Regions from separate parts of the Homo sapiens genome. Here all the other regions are linked to region 3. The links are chromatin contacts, found by Hi-C or POLR2A ChIA-PET in ENCODE. All regions are on one chromosome and are shown on one strand. The core of a region is the stretch at or near the end of the contact, and the rest is flanking DNA. Distances in the headings are between cores, read along the strand shown. Region 1 holds the start of BATF (basic leucine zipper ATF-like transcription factor). Region 2 has its middle 19 kb from the start of FOS. Region 3 holds the start of MIDEAS (mitotic deacetylase associated SANT domain protein). Region 4 holds the start of DLST (dihydrolipoamide S-succinyltransferase).

The links. Hi-C counts contacts between places; a loop is a spot of excess contacts on that map. ChIA-PET counts read pairs that join two places held with the same protein, here RNA polymerase II (POLR2A). Pooled maps may share reads with other maps.
Region 1: a pooled map shows a loop between it and region 3 (7-fold over the local background). The contact joins the promoter of BATF here to the promoter of MIDEAS in region 3. A Hi-C loop is called at or near these places in 1 of 37 single-sample maps with no recorded cell type and 6 of 50 pooled maps. POLR2A ChIA-PET finds 5 or more read pairs at or near these places in 2 of 52 experiments (T-cell and naive thymus-derived CD4-positive, alpha-beta T cell).
Region 2: a pooled map shows a loop between it and region 3 (4-fold over the local background). The contact joins the enhancer-like site here to the promoter of MIDEAS in region 3. A Hi-C loop is called at or near these places in 1 of 168 maps with a recorded cell type or tissue (naive thymus-derived CD4-positive, alpha-beta T cell), 3 of 37 single-sample maps with no recorded cell type and 4 of 50 pooled maps. POLR2A ChIA-PET finds 5 or more read pairs at or near these places in 1 of 52 experiments (activated CD4-positive, alpha-beta T cell).
Region 4: a map with no recorded cell type shows a loop between it and region 3 (4-fold over the local background). The contact joins the promoter of DLST here to the promoter of MIDEAS in region 3. A Hi-C loop is called at or near these places in 1 of 37 single-sample maps with no recorded cell type and 2 of 50 pooled maps. POLR2A ChIA-PET finds 5 or more read pairs at or near these places in 1 of 52 experiments (naive thymus-derived CD8-positive, alpha-beta T cell).

Annotation. Positions count from the first base shown.
Region 1 is chr14:75,520,696-75,523,906 of GRCh38, forward strand. BATF (basic leucine zipper ATF-like transcription factor) reads left to right here and starts at 1,774. Exons shown (of 3, transcript NM_006399.5): 1 at 1,774-2,050. The coding sequence starts at 1,988. RefSeq lists an enhancer at 1,742-2,071.
Region 2 is chr14:75,257,695-75,261,122 of GRCh38, forward strand. No RefSeq gene overlaps it. Among named protein-coding and RNA genes, the nearest start is that of FOS, 19 kb to the right of the region's middle. RefSeq lists enhancers at 27-2,601, 449-1,427, 1,608-1,867. Within about 2 kb of position 1,382, at least 37 of the 41 ENCODE cell types and tissues checked have a DNase peak (open chromatin) inside an H3K27ac peak, as active enhancers do.
Region 3 is chr14:73,758,791-73,761,961 of GRCh38, forward strand. It overlaps MIDEAS (mitotic deacetylase associated SANT domain protein), which reads right to left and starts at 1,513. Exons shown (of 13, transcript NM_001367710.1): 1 at 973-1,513. MIR4505 (microRNA 4505) reads left to right here; the gene lies at 1-29. RefSeq lists silencers at 181-290, 651-800, 931-1,170 and enhancers at 1,591-1,920, 2,836-3,171.
Region 4 is chr14:74,880,002-74,883,409 of GRCh38, forward strand. It overlaps DLST (dihydrolipoamide S-succinyltransferase), which reads left to right and starts at 1,915. Exons shown (of 15, transcript NM_001933.5): 1 at 1,915-2,015; 2 at 2,590-2,623. The coding sequence starts at 1,953. RefSeq lists silencers at 1,847-2,073, 1,930-2,259.

The DNA of each region.
Region 1 (3,211 bases), core at 524-3,023, 1.8 Mb after region 3:
TACTAACTGTATCCTCAGTACTTAGTGCCTGGCACATGGTAGATGCACCATGAACGTTTGTTGAATATATTAATAAAGGTGTAAATGGTTTTAACATTCTATTGAGGGAAACAGGAAAAAGATAAATCAGTAAACGAATAAAATAAGTATAAAATTGGGTAACTGCTATGGGAGAAATGAATAGTAGCTGAGGTAGAGGATAAGAATGAAGGTGGAAGGGGAAACCCTCCATGGGCTCACTGTGTCTTTCAGAATGAAAGCTAAAATCCTGATGTTGGCCTCTAAGGCCCTCCCTGACCGGGCCATTACCTCACTGACCTCATCGCCTGCCACTTTTGCTGCCTCTGATATCCAACTACCTGGCCCCCCTGCTCTTTTTCCAATACTCAAGCACACTTCCACCTCAGGTCCTGGAATGTCCTTCCCTGAGACACTCACCATTCACTCCCTCTCTTTCTTCGAATCTCTGCTCAGGTATCCCCTCTTTGGGCAAGGCCCTTCTGACCACCCAGAATTCCCTAACCTCCAACCCTGCTTTATTTTCCTCCATAGGAAAGGAATTTTGTCTTACTTAATTTAACCTTAGGGCAATATTGTCTTAGTCTAGAAATTCAGCTCATGGATACAAAAATCCTCTAGGAGCCGTAACTTCCTGTCAATCCTAAAATTTAATAAGGCAAATGTTTGGCTTCGAGCCATACTGGGAATAAGGTAAGGCCTTTTGAAAAAGCCACGATGCCCAGGTGAGGGTTGAATTGATCACTGAGAACCCTACAAATGCGCTCATGGCAAGGCTGGGAATACCCTACACTTACCCTCTCGGTCATTTACTTCAGAGTCTGCGGGGCATTCTAATCCGCGTTGTCATTTGCTTTGTGCCACATTCCTAAGAGGTAGGCAGGGCAGGTTTTATCATCCTCTGTTTACAGATGAAGATAATGAAGGTCACATAGCTCAAGTGAGCTACCCAGGGCCACAGACATACAAAGTGGTAGAACCAGAATTTAAATCTTGGTTGGTCTGACTCCAAGTGTAGTATTTGTTTCACTTTTTCTTTCTTTCTTTCTTTCTTTTTTTTTTTTAACTGTTTCTGCATTCTGGGTTCTGACCAGGTGACCTTGAATCATAAAGATTCAGGGCCTGTCTTGAGCTGCTCAATATGGAAGGCATCTTTTCTCTAAAGAGTGTGAGCTCCCTGCCAAGCAGCACAGGCGCTTAATAGGCTTTCAGAGCAGCAATTCTAGAACCTCCCTTGTGGCTTTCTGATCTCCCACAGCCCTTGTGTTTGATGGTCAGGAAAGGAGAATACCCTTGGATCGTCTTATCTCCAGACCACCCCGAGGCTGGCTGGACTTAAGGGGTGAGGAAAGACAAGATGGGTGAGCAGCTGCTTTCGGCTGAAAACCAGAAAGAAATCCCAGTGTTTTTGCTTTATTTTGGTTTAAAAATCAAGTCGTATGACAATGGAAACATTTTCCTGGTTGTCCTCTCCTCTCTGCCCATGTTGACAGAAGACGGACTTGCTAATTCTGGCTGGGGTTTTTCCCTGCCTGGGCTGTTTTTCTCTTTTATCTTCATCAATTGAAGAGGGCTGCTGTGTCTTTCAAACTGTCGGAAGGTATCTGTATTTTTTTTTCTTTCACATAATTCTGTAGGTCTTTTCCCAGATATGTATTTTTCTCTCTAACTTCTAACTCGCTGAAGTTTCCGCCCATGTGACTTCCAGCGTGAGTTACCAGAAACCACAAGAGAGAGAGAGAGCGTGCAAGCCCCAAAGCGAGCGACATGTCCCTTTGGGGAGCAGTCCCTCTGCACCCCAGAGTGAGGAGGACGCAGGGGTCAGAGGTGGCTACAGGGCAGGCAGAGGAGGCACCTGTAGGGGGTGGTGGGCTGGTGGCCCAGGAGAAGTCAGGAAGGGAGCCCAGCTGGTGACAAGAGAGCCCAGAGGTGCCTGGGGCTGAGTGTGAGAGCCCGGAAGATTTCAGCCATGCCTCACAGCTCCGACAGCAGTGACTCCAGCTTCAGCCGCTCTCCTCCCCCTGGCAAACAGGTAGAGTCCTCCTTTTTCTCTCTCCTACCTTCTGATTCTCCTGGGGGATGGAAAGAGAGCCAGGCTTCCTTGTCCTGCCCAGGGAGCTGAGGATGGAGGAAGTGGCTCGTTGCACGGGCACTCTGTTAGACTTAGGACATGGAATTTGCTACTAAGCTGTGCATATTGGCAGAGATCCTCATCCTTCCACCCATTCTGCCAAAGCCCCTTTTTCTCTCCATTTTCCAAGGCTGCCTATCACCTCTGCCTCACTGGGGTTGCCACCCTAAAAAGCTTTCTAGGAAGCAAAGAGGAGGATGAACATCAAAGAATGCAGAGAAAAGAGTCTACTGTTCTCCAAGGCTGTAGAAAAGTGAGAGGAGTTTTCAAGTGGGCCGCTGGCATGCACAGCTCAAATCCTAGATATGCAGTTTCCCAGGAGACAGCCAATAGGGAAGGGGAGAAAAGGGGTTAGGGAAAAGTTAAAAAAAAAAAAAAAGAAGAAGAAGAAGAGGAAGAAGGAGGAGGAGGAGGAGAAACCCAGGCTAGCATAGAAGGATCTCTCTACTGGGGCACTGCCTCTGTTGCTAGCACAGCCAGCAAGGGGAGATGCTAGAGGTCCAGCCAATATCTCTTTGCTTGTGGCTTCTGGATAGGAGCAAGGAAATGAATGAGGAGGTGGCTCTGGAAATTTGTTGGAAGACATTTGCTGGTAGTTCATCTTAGCTCTGGGGAAACCAGAGAGACTGAGATAGGGATTGTGGGAGCATTTGGAGTCTAGATTGTGACTTCCAAGTCCAAAGGTTTTAGCTTGAGGATTACCAAAAAAGGAGTGCCCTGCCCATCTCACAGCTTCTAGGGTTTTGTTCTGCACCACACTCTTGACATCCCTTGCTGTAGGAAGCCCTCCTCTTTCTCATCCGACATGTATCCGTGGGTTAAAATTTTCTCAACCTTCATAGTTTAAAAACTTCATTCTTTCCTTAGCACAGATATCCACAAGGGTTTTCAAAATGCTGCAGCCAAAATAAAAGTATATAAATATTGAACAGGGCGTATATCCTAAGCCTCTAATAACGGAGCAGCAGGCTGGGATGAGTCTGGGTGGAGACCTCTAGAAGGCACAGAATCCAGTCTGCTGCTCAAGATGGTGTCAGAGTGGCTCTGACTGCCTGGAAGTTT
Region 2 (3,428 bases), core at 132-2,631, 1.5 Mb after region 3:
GCTTTTAATTCCAGCAAATAATATCCCCTCTGCTTTCCCCCAAATACAAAAGACACCATTTAAATTCAGCCAGGATGGAAGATCATGATATTTGGAGAAAATTCAAAGTCTGGGCCGCTCAGCTGTGCCTTATCATTCAAAAGTTACATTTTGTTCAGGTTGGCTGGCTTCACATGGTCATCTCAACTTTTCACTCCTGTTTCTTTCTTCTTTTTTTTTGAGACAGAGTCTCGCTCTGTCGCCCAGGCTGGAGTGTGCAGTGGCGCGATCTTGACTCACTGCAACCTCCGCCTCCTGGTTTCAAGCGATCCTCCTGCCTCACCCTCCCGAGTAGCTGGGATTACAGGCGCCCGCCACCAAGCCTGGCTAATTTTTATTTTTATTTTTTATTTTTTAATTAGAGAGGAGGTTTCGCCATGTTGCCCAGGCTGGTCTTGAACTCCTGACTTCAGGTGATCCACCTGCCTCAGCTGCCCAAAGTGCTGGGATTATAGGCCTGAGCCACCCTGCCTGGCCCTCTCCTCTGTTTCTTGACCTGGTTTTGTTTACAATTTGTTGCTGCAATCTTCCTATAACTGTTTCCAGAGTTGTGTGACGAAAAGGGAGGCTGGCACGCAGAGAGATTTCTCACACTCTGTTGGCTTGTGCAGTTGAGACAAAATTAAGCAATGTAGAAATTTAAGCTTCAGTTTTTAATGACCTAGGTTTTTCCAGGCCTTCCCATTTTGGAGTATCACAGTACTCAGGGATTTCTGAGTTTTCTCTCCCTTCCAGAGGAACTATTCTTGAATGGGATTATTAAGCACCCCTTCCTCAATTCTTCAACAAAGCTCCGAGGAATGAATGTCTCAAGTTCTGCTGCTTTTAAAGTATAAAAGATAAATTCAAAGTTCCTTATGCTTCTCCTTTCTGGGAGAATTCTGGGTTTTACTCCAACAGTGGGAAAGTTTTCTAAGCTGGTTTTGCTCCTGTCTCATGGGCAAGGCAGTTTGGTCGGTGGCTGTTCTGTGGGCTGCTGTCTGGAGGAGACGGTCGGTGGAGACGGTCGGTCGGGGAGGTCACCCTGACAATTATGGCCAACTGACGGTGGAGGGAGTGGTCTCGGTTTGGCCCTCAGTCTGGAGTCACAGTCTGGATTCACAGGCAGCGCAGAGAGATGTTGGCTCAGGACCTGAGGCTGAGGCGTGCTGGGACAGCCTAGGGGGTGTCCTGGCTTTCCAGGGGCTGGGGAACCCTCTCTGGCCCGGGGGCGGGAGAAGCTGTTCCAGAATCGGTTCTGGCTCCACTGCCACCTCAGCACTTTCTAATTGCAGCTCCAAACAGCCGCAGCTGCAGTCATAGCAACAGGCCCCGCCCACCGGGCTTCGCTCCTGGCGTCCAGCACGTGACGGCGACGCCTGCGTCGCTCCCTCAGCCCCTGGCGCTAAGGGAGGCGGGGAAGTGTGGGGGGATGACGTTTACTCTGTCGTCTCCATGGATATAATGCATAGACGTCAACGTCGCCAGTGTTTGGTGTGTAACGTTCTTCCGTCTCCATGGGAACGTCAGGCGGCCAAACACCGGGCCCCAGCAACAGGCTTCTGATTGGCCCGAGGCTTCCAAAGGCGGAGCTTCGTCTCCCGCGCCCGCTCGACTGTGTTGCTGTTTTGGTTGTTGTCTCCCACTTGTTTATTTCTCTAACAGATCCTGGAGGCTGAGGTCTAGATCGGTCGCCAAGGATGGGATCCAGGAGAAAACGTGCTGAACGTGCAGCTTGCTCCTACCGATTACAGCCCAGCAGATGACATAGTTCCACTGTGCTCTAGTCCATTGTGGGAATTATGGCCCTCATGCCCGGCGTCTGTCACAACCCAATATTTGGTGTTATAACCCCTGCTCCCACCCCCCAGCACATCTCAGAAGTGCCGTTACCCTCTCAGTCACATCCCAGAAACTGTGTTGCCTTCACGGTTACTCTTGTTTATGCTTGAGAGCACTCGGAGGCCTTTCCATATCTAAAGCCTGCATTCAGTGCTACCCCCTGCAGGATTTGGATACATTTCCCCGTCTGGTCCTAATTCTGTTGAATGACATCATTTATCCGTATTCCCACCCAGAGATGGGCAGATTTCTTGTAACCTGAATAGATACCAAAGAATCCCAAAGGACCTGGGTGGGTACTTCTATTTATGGGCTCATTGGATCTTATTCTTTCCTCTCCGCCTGTTTTAATTCAAATCGGGGGGACCATTTGATTTCTCCAATAGAAACAGAAAGAAATTGAAGACAGAGATGAACACAGATCAAGAGCCCAGGTTTCTTGATATCTAATACTAATATACTGATGGAGTTAAACATTCCAAGGTACGAATGTGTCCAGAAACAGTTTTAACCTTACCCTGGGTTTCCATCAGTGAAACCAAGTTAACATCTGGCAAAAGATAGCGATCTAGCCTCAGGGGTTTCAGTCAAGTTGCGCTTAAAAGAATGCCTTAAAATCTGTAGTTATGGTGTCAAATATAATAAATCTTCACCAGCTCATGCACGTACAAGTCTGAAATGTTTCATAAAAGGTTTAGATGACCTGATAACATGTTTCTAAAACCCAGAGAGAAAGAGAGAGACTGATACAAACGTCAAGTTAAAAACAAGAAAGTAAAATTAGTTTCATAGATTGGGGTTGATAAGGGGAATCTCTGTCCTCTATGCTCTAATCTTAGCCCACTACCTCCTTTCCTCTATCTCCTCTGGTGGATATGCTTGCTATCTGTCCTCCCCTCCGACTCTTTGGCTAGCCTTATAGCCTATAATTTCCTTCAGAGATGTAGTGAAATTAAATGAAATTAAGAGCCTGCTTAATGCAAACAGGACCAAAGGGCACAGCTCTTTATCGTAATGAACTTCATTCTGATTAAGTCAGGGACTGCAAGTGCTTACTATTTACCCAGTAAATATATTAAATTGCTAGGCTAGTCTCCCTTCTGTCCTGACACTGCCAGGGAATATTTGAAAGTCGGATATAAGATCCATTTTAGACCATCAAACATCCCTTCTAATTCTATCATCTCTCTTTATGTTTCCAGGAATATAGCATGTCTTGGTCTCTGAGAGCCAATATATCTGGGTTACACTGAAAGAGGAATAACGAGATAATATTTACACTGTACATTGAAGATGACCTGAAAAGCTGGAAGAGGTGACTGAGGGCATTTTCTCAGTGTGGATGAAGAAGAGGGGAGGAAGGTGAAAGATGACAGAATATCTAAGTGCCTAGATTTGATTCTAGCATATGAACCCATTTTATGATTCTGTCCAAGGGCATCAGTTATAACCTCCAAATTTCCATGTCCTTCTCCATCTCCCAGTCTTAGAATTTTTTTTTTTTTTTTTTTTTGAGACAGAGTCTTGCTCTGTCACCCAGGCTGGAGTGTAGTGGCAGGATCTTGGCT
Region 3 (3,171 bases), core at 263-2,762:
AGGTACCTCCTCCATGTCGGCCCGCCTTGGGGCTGAAGCCTGAAGGCCCCAGGGCACACGAAGTTCCCCTTCCTCCCCTAGACCTTTACCCAGAGGCCTTGGGGGCAACCTGACACACATGGTCCTGCATGTGCGACTTGGGAGGCGACGTGACCAGCTCCACCAAGCCGGCCATATGCAGGGCCCGGCCGAATCCCGGGTTTCGGCGCTGCCGCCAGGCACCAGGGAACACAGCTCCCCGCGAGGCACCGCGCGGGCTGGGAGGGCTGCGGCGGCGCGGGCGTGCGGGGGCGCGCGGGAGGATGACAGGTCTGAGGTGCGCCCGCCCGCGCGAAGCGCTCCAGCCTAGGCCTCTGCTGACTGCATTTGCCCCAGTTCCCCAACGCCCCTGCACCTCTGTCCCCCAAACTCCTGGCGTGGACGCCGCGTCCAGGCCCACTTTCCCGTGCACGCTGGCAGGGGAAGGGGCTCCCGCGCCAAGTTCCCTCAGCTGGCTAGCCCCTCGCCGCGCCTTCCGGGCCTGGGCTCCGTCACGTCAGCCGGTCCCCACGGACACCACGTTTCTCTCCAGCGGAGGAGGAGCAGCCGGATTCCCGAGCCGCCGCGGGCCGCCGGGTGGGGAGGGCTTTCCTGGCGGGGCCGCGCCCGGGTGGGCGGGGGCCGCGCGCAAGCTGCGTAGCTGCACAAACACCGCGGGGCTGCGCTGCACACGCAGCTGCGGGCCGAGGGCGCGGACCGCGGGGGAGGGGGCGGCGGGCTGCAGGCGGCCCCCGCACGGCCACACGCGCCCGCTCCACCGCCGCCCAGGCCGCAGAAGTTCGAGCGCAGCGGCCCCCGCGGCCCCCTCTCCGGGCCGCGCCTGCAGAGCTGCAACCCGCCGTGCGAGCAGCCACAGCTCGCGCGCCGCCTGGGGTCCCCTCGCCGGCCCCGCCGCGTGCAGGCCTCGGCCGCCGGCCAGGCAGCCCCACTTACCCAGCTCTTGCCCGGGCTCCGGGCTCCGGGCTCGGCTGTCCCCCTTCCGCCGCGGGTCGCCGCCTTCGGTCGCCTCCGGGACTCCAGCCGCCTGCACGCACTCCCGATTTTAAAAACAAACAGGCGCCGTCGCCTCCCCGCGGCGCTCGCGGGGCTTCCGCCAGCCCGCGCCTCCCGAGGCTGAGAAGTTTGCTGGCAGGGCCCGGGCGGGACGCGCGGGCTGTCACCCCCCGCTTGCGATGCAGGAGCCTCGGCGCGCCCCGCACCCGTGCCGTCCGCCTCGCGAGCGCTCTGCCTCCCTCCGTGTCACCCCCAGTCCTGCGATGCAGTGTCAGGATTGCACGGCTCTGACTCATCGGTTGAGCTCACAGCTTGAAAAAAAAAAAAAGAGAGAGGGCGAGAGGCAACAGCGGAGGAGGAGGACTCTGGCGTGCTACAAAGGATTGCACAACTCGAGGCTGGGAGCGCGGAGCGCCCAGCGGCCGGCCGGCGCGCGCGGCACCGCGGCGAGCAGGAACCAGCTCTACCACTTCATCAGCACAACTGTCTCGGGGCGGCCTCAGCCAGCAGGCCCGGCGCCGCCCACTTCCTGCGACCAAATAAGGCCGGGGAAGGCGTCCTTAAACCTCAGGCGGCGGCCGGGGCTGGGGATTTCCAGCAGACCTCACCTCCACTCACGAGTCGGTCGCCGTCCCCATCCCCCGCCCAGGCTGGCGCCCCCGATGGCTTTGCTGGCGGGCCACGCTGCTAGTTCCTTTCACACCAAGGTCAGGAGGAGACGGTGACGAAATGTTTGGAAACCCATTGAGCCTGCCAGGAAAGTGTGTGTGTGATGCTGGGGAAGGCACAAGTCGCTTTCTTCCACAAAGAAACTCTCTCTGGTTTTGGATACGGTAAATCATGCACAATCCTCTCCATGGCATTTTATTAACAGACTCTCCGAGTTTCACTTTCTGGCTCAAAAGCGTCCTGGTGCGTGTAAAGGTTATTGAGAAACTGGCCTCAGTCCCTAGAAAGGACCCACCATCTCCATCGCTTAGGTGAGGAAAATCTCCTGGATTTAAATCTAGCAACTCAGGCCAGAGTTGAGCGGCTTTTCACTCCATACTCACATTTTCCCCTGTCTTCCCTAAATATCCCCCTGATCAATTCTCAGGTCCAGGCCTTGATGCCTCCTTGCCTGACTGGTGGGAAGATGGAAAACATTTTTGCAGCTCAAGAGGTTGGTTCTGGCCCCCACATTCAATGGGGCTCTAGGGCCAGGGGAAAGTTCAGGGGAGTGTGTCCTATTCTTCCTTCCAAGTTTTTTGGTGGTGGTGCAGTGGTGGTGGTGGCGGCGGCGGTGGTGGCGGTGGCTGTTTTTCAAGGAGATGGGTCACAAGGAGATTTTCCTTTGAAAGAAAAACCACCGAAGAATACCATGTGTCCTGGCAGCCACTTTTCAAAACACTGTGGCCAGACCTGAGAACCAGGTGCATCCCTCACTTTCTCAGGGAGAAGAGGAGGGAGGGGCAGCAGAATATGATTCTCACACACTCACTGGGCCTACAGGGCCAGGGTGGGGTGTGGAGGACACAGGCAAAACTTGGATCTTCTGCCCAGAAATCCTGCCAAACCTGCACTTGCTTCTAAGGGGGCATGGCTTTCCTGTCCTCTTCCACCTCTTTGCTGGCTGGAGCACCTGCGTACATGTACACCTGGAAGTCACACCTCCCCAAGAGGAGAAGGGCTTATTTGCACCATGTTATGATAGATATGTCAAAATAAGGAACACTTAAAACAATCTTATCTACAAAATACAGGTAATTATGCCACAGGACTGGACCAGAGGACCTCTTGAGATCCCTTCCAGTTCAAGATCCATGATTCTGTGATTACAGTAAGTGAATAGAGGAGCTAGGGAAACCACCTTCTACAAAAAAAAGCCCGGGCTCCCCGATTTAGCATCTGTGATGACAGTATTGTTCCTGGCAGCTCTCAGAGCACTTCTCCATACAGTCTCCTGAAGAGCCCTGCATGTGAGTTTTATCTCTCTCAATCTGTGGATGTACTGAGGTTCAGAGAGGTTAAGTGAATTGCACCAGGTCACAGGGCAAGCCAAGCATCTGTGACCTCTCTGCTCCTCCCCCAGAGGAAGGCAGTGAGCAATTGAGGAACTGCAGTGCTCAGGCCTGCAGACCCCCAAGCAGAGGCCAGACT
Region 4 (3,408 bases), core at 665-3,164, 1.1 Mb after region 3:
GAACATAATCAGAGGCCTGATTATCAGGTGCCTGGCCAAGTTGAGGAGTTTGTACTTTATCCTACAAGGGAGATAAACTTTATCTCCCTTGCTTTATCCGACCAGGAGAAGCAATGAAAGACTTTAATCAGAGGAGTGACAGGATTAGGTTTGCATTTCAGAAGGATTTCTTTTTTTTCTTTACTTTCTTTTTTTTTTTTTTTTTGAGACGAAGTCTCACTCTGTTGCTCAGGCTGGAGTGCAGTGGTGCAATCTTGGCTCACTGCAACCTCCATCTCCTGGGTTCAAGCAATTCTCTTGCCTCAGCCTCCCGAGTAGCTGGGATTACAGGCATTCACTACCACACCCAGCTAATTTCTGTATTTTTAGTAGAGATGGGGTTTCACCATGTTGGCCAGGCTGGTCTTGAACTCCTGATCTCAAGTGATCCACCCACCTCATCCTCCCAAAGTGATGGGATTACAGGCGTGAGCTACCACACCAGGCTCAGAAGGATCTTTGACACAGATATAAAGGATGATGGGCTAGAGAAAGCGAGAGCGGAGGCTTAGAACTGCTTAGGGAGCTTTTCAAATAATTCAGGTGAAAGCTACTGAGGAGTTAATTGTGGGTAGCAGCAGGGCAGAGCTGTTTTCTCTATTTCTAGTTAGGACTTTGGCCCATCCTTCCAGAATTTCAGTGGCAGTGCTTTCAGGGTTCAGGTGAGTGAAGGCACTGTAAAGGTCCTGATGGAATTTGAGGCCAGCCTGGGCAACATAGTGAGACCCCGTCTCAATTTATATTAAAACATAAATTAATTAGAAAAATAAAAAATAAAGGTCCTGAGGGCCAGGCAAAATGCCTCAGATAAAGAAATCATCATGAACGGCACCAAGTGGTTCATTCATTCATTCATACATTTATGTGTTACTAATTCAGCCAGAGGTTTAAAGCACATCTTTTTCATTAGGAAGGTGAGCCTTAAAGGTGAATACTCAAGGGGCCTGAATACTTAAGGAGGGGAAGGGGATGCTATATGCTTTCACTTCAAGTCAGCGGGAAGAATGGCACACTCAAAGTGGGGAGGTCAGCCTGGCATGGTGGCACCTGTAGTCCCAGCTACTCCAGAGGCTGAGGCAGAGGGATCGCTTGAGCCCAGAGTGTCGAGGCTCCAGTGAACTATGACCTTGTTTCTTAAAAAAACAGCTGGGAGTTTATATTCTAGGGATAGGGTGACAAACGAACAACTTCCAAAATGCACAAGATGTATGGGGAACAATTAGTTTGGCTGGAATTTGCGTTGGGGGGAGATCAGAAGCTGTTGAGAAATAAGGCTATAGTTGGTGAAGATATCCGACTCGTAAAAAGGCAATGGGATTTAGAAATTCCTGGGATTCTGTTTCTTTGACTCGGGGTTAGGAAGACAGGGAAGTAACAAGTGCCTTTTTTTTTTTTTTTAATAGTTAAGGGACCTGAGACTGGGGGTGGGGGGCAATGTCATCTGCCCCAGGCCACACAAGTGTAAGATCAGGCATGCATGTCTGCCAAGGTTTCAGTTCAATGTCCGTGCCCCTCTTTTGCTCTCTTCCCAAGGTACAGAGGCGGAACGGCGCGGTGCCCTCGGGTCCCAAGAGAGAAGGGCGCCAAGCTCAGAGCCAGTTCTGTGGAAGGGTAGGGGAAGGCCTGACCCCGGGGGCAATGTGGTGGCGGGACAGTCGTATACACCTTCAGGAGAACCACCTCAGGCTGACAGGCAGTGCGGAGGGCCCCAAGAGCGCCTTAGGGTTGCCTGCTCCAGAGAGCGGGACTCCTGCGCTGCAGCCGGGATACTGGGCGCCGCCGTGCGCCCACCCCCTGCCAGTGGTTCGCTCCGAACACCCCTCGTCGGGCGGCGGGTACTGCGGCCCGCCCCACTTCCGGTTGTTGTCCGGCCCTATATCCGGTGTCCGCCCGCCCTCGGCTCCTCCGCCGTGATGCTGTCCCGATCCCGCTGTGTGTCTCGGGCGTTCAGCCGCTCGCTCTCCGCCTTCCAGAAGGTACGGTCTGGCCGAGCCGGGGCCCCGACGGGTGAGGAGTCTGTTGGCGGGCAGAGAGGCGGCCTGGAAGGCAGGGGCGCGGCGCGCCGGCCGGGCCGGGCACCAAGGGCACTGGGACGCGGAGGCCGCGCGGGCTGGGCGGCCCGGGGCCGTGGTTGCCCTCGGGACCGTTTTGCGGAGCCCAGCGGCCCCCTGCCTTCTCCAGGCAGCCTGCGGGGAACGTTTCCTGCTGTACCCCACCCTCCGCGCGGGAGCTGGGGAGCCGCGCCCGTCCAGATACTTGACTCAGAGTTAGGGAGGAGGCGCGGCGGAGTCCTCCGGCGGGATTCGGCGCCCGTCTCGTCTTGCTCTGTTAAAATCAGTGGGTATTAATGAGTCCCGTTGGGAAGTTGAGATAGTTTGGCAGGCCCAGCGTGTTGATTGGGTCTGCCAGCACGGTGTGTTGCATTTACCTTCGGAGTTACGAGATTCACCTGTCACCACCACTGGGACAGCTTTGAGCGTGTACTTAAAAGAAAAAGCTGGGTTTTTTTTTCATCTTGGGTGACGTCGATAATGTCTTCTTTCTCAACAGGGGAACTGCCCTCTAGGGAGACGTTCCCTGCCTGGTAAGTTCTGCCCTTACCGTCACCTAAAATGCTCTCCTCCTGGGCAGAGCAGTATGTGAGGAACTCGGGGGTGCCTGTGTTTCTCATAATATTTAAAGACAGTTTGGTTCAGAGAGTAGTGAGACGCAATGCTACATAATCACGAGCTATCGCTTATTCATTTAGCTCGTAGTTGAGTTTCTACTGTGTTAGGCACTGTGCTAGACGCTAGGGATACAGGAGTGGATACAGAAGTGTACAGTTCTTGCCCTCGTGGAGCTCCTAGGCTAGTTGGATAGTGTCAGTTGCTAAACAAGCCAACAAAGGCAAATTTTTGTAACTGCTGAGAAGGAAACGAGGGTGGACAGAAGAGCCCTTTTTGAGGAGGTGACTTAAAAGTTATGGCCATGGCCGGGCGCGGTGGCTGACGCCTGTAATCCCAGCACTCTGGGAGGCTGAGGCGGGCGGATCACGAGGTCAGGAGATCGAGACCATCCTGGTTAACACGGTGAAACCCCATCTCTACTAAAAAATACAAAAAATTAGCCGGGCGTGGTGGCAGGCGCCTGTAGTCCCAGCTCCTCGGGAGGCTGAGGCACGAGAATGGCGTGAAGCCGGGAGGCGGAGCTTGCAGTGAGCCGAGTTCGCGCCACTGCACTCCAGCCTGGGCGACAGAGCGAGACTCCATCTCAAAAAAAAAAAAAAAAAAAAGTTATGGCTAGCAGAATGTGACGGAGCTAACCCAGTGAAGCCCAGGAGAAAGAGAATGGCATTCACAAAGACCCTGAGGAAGAAAAGAGGTTGGC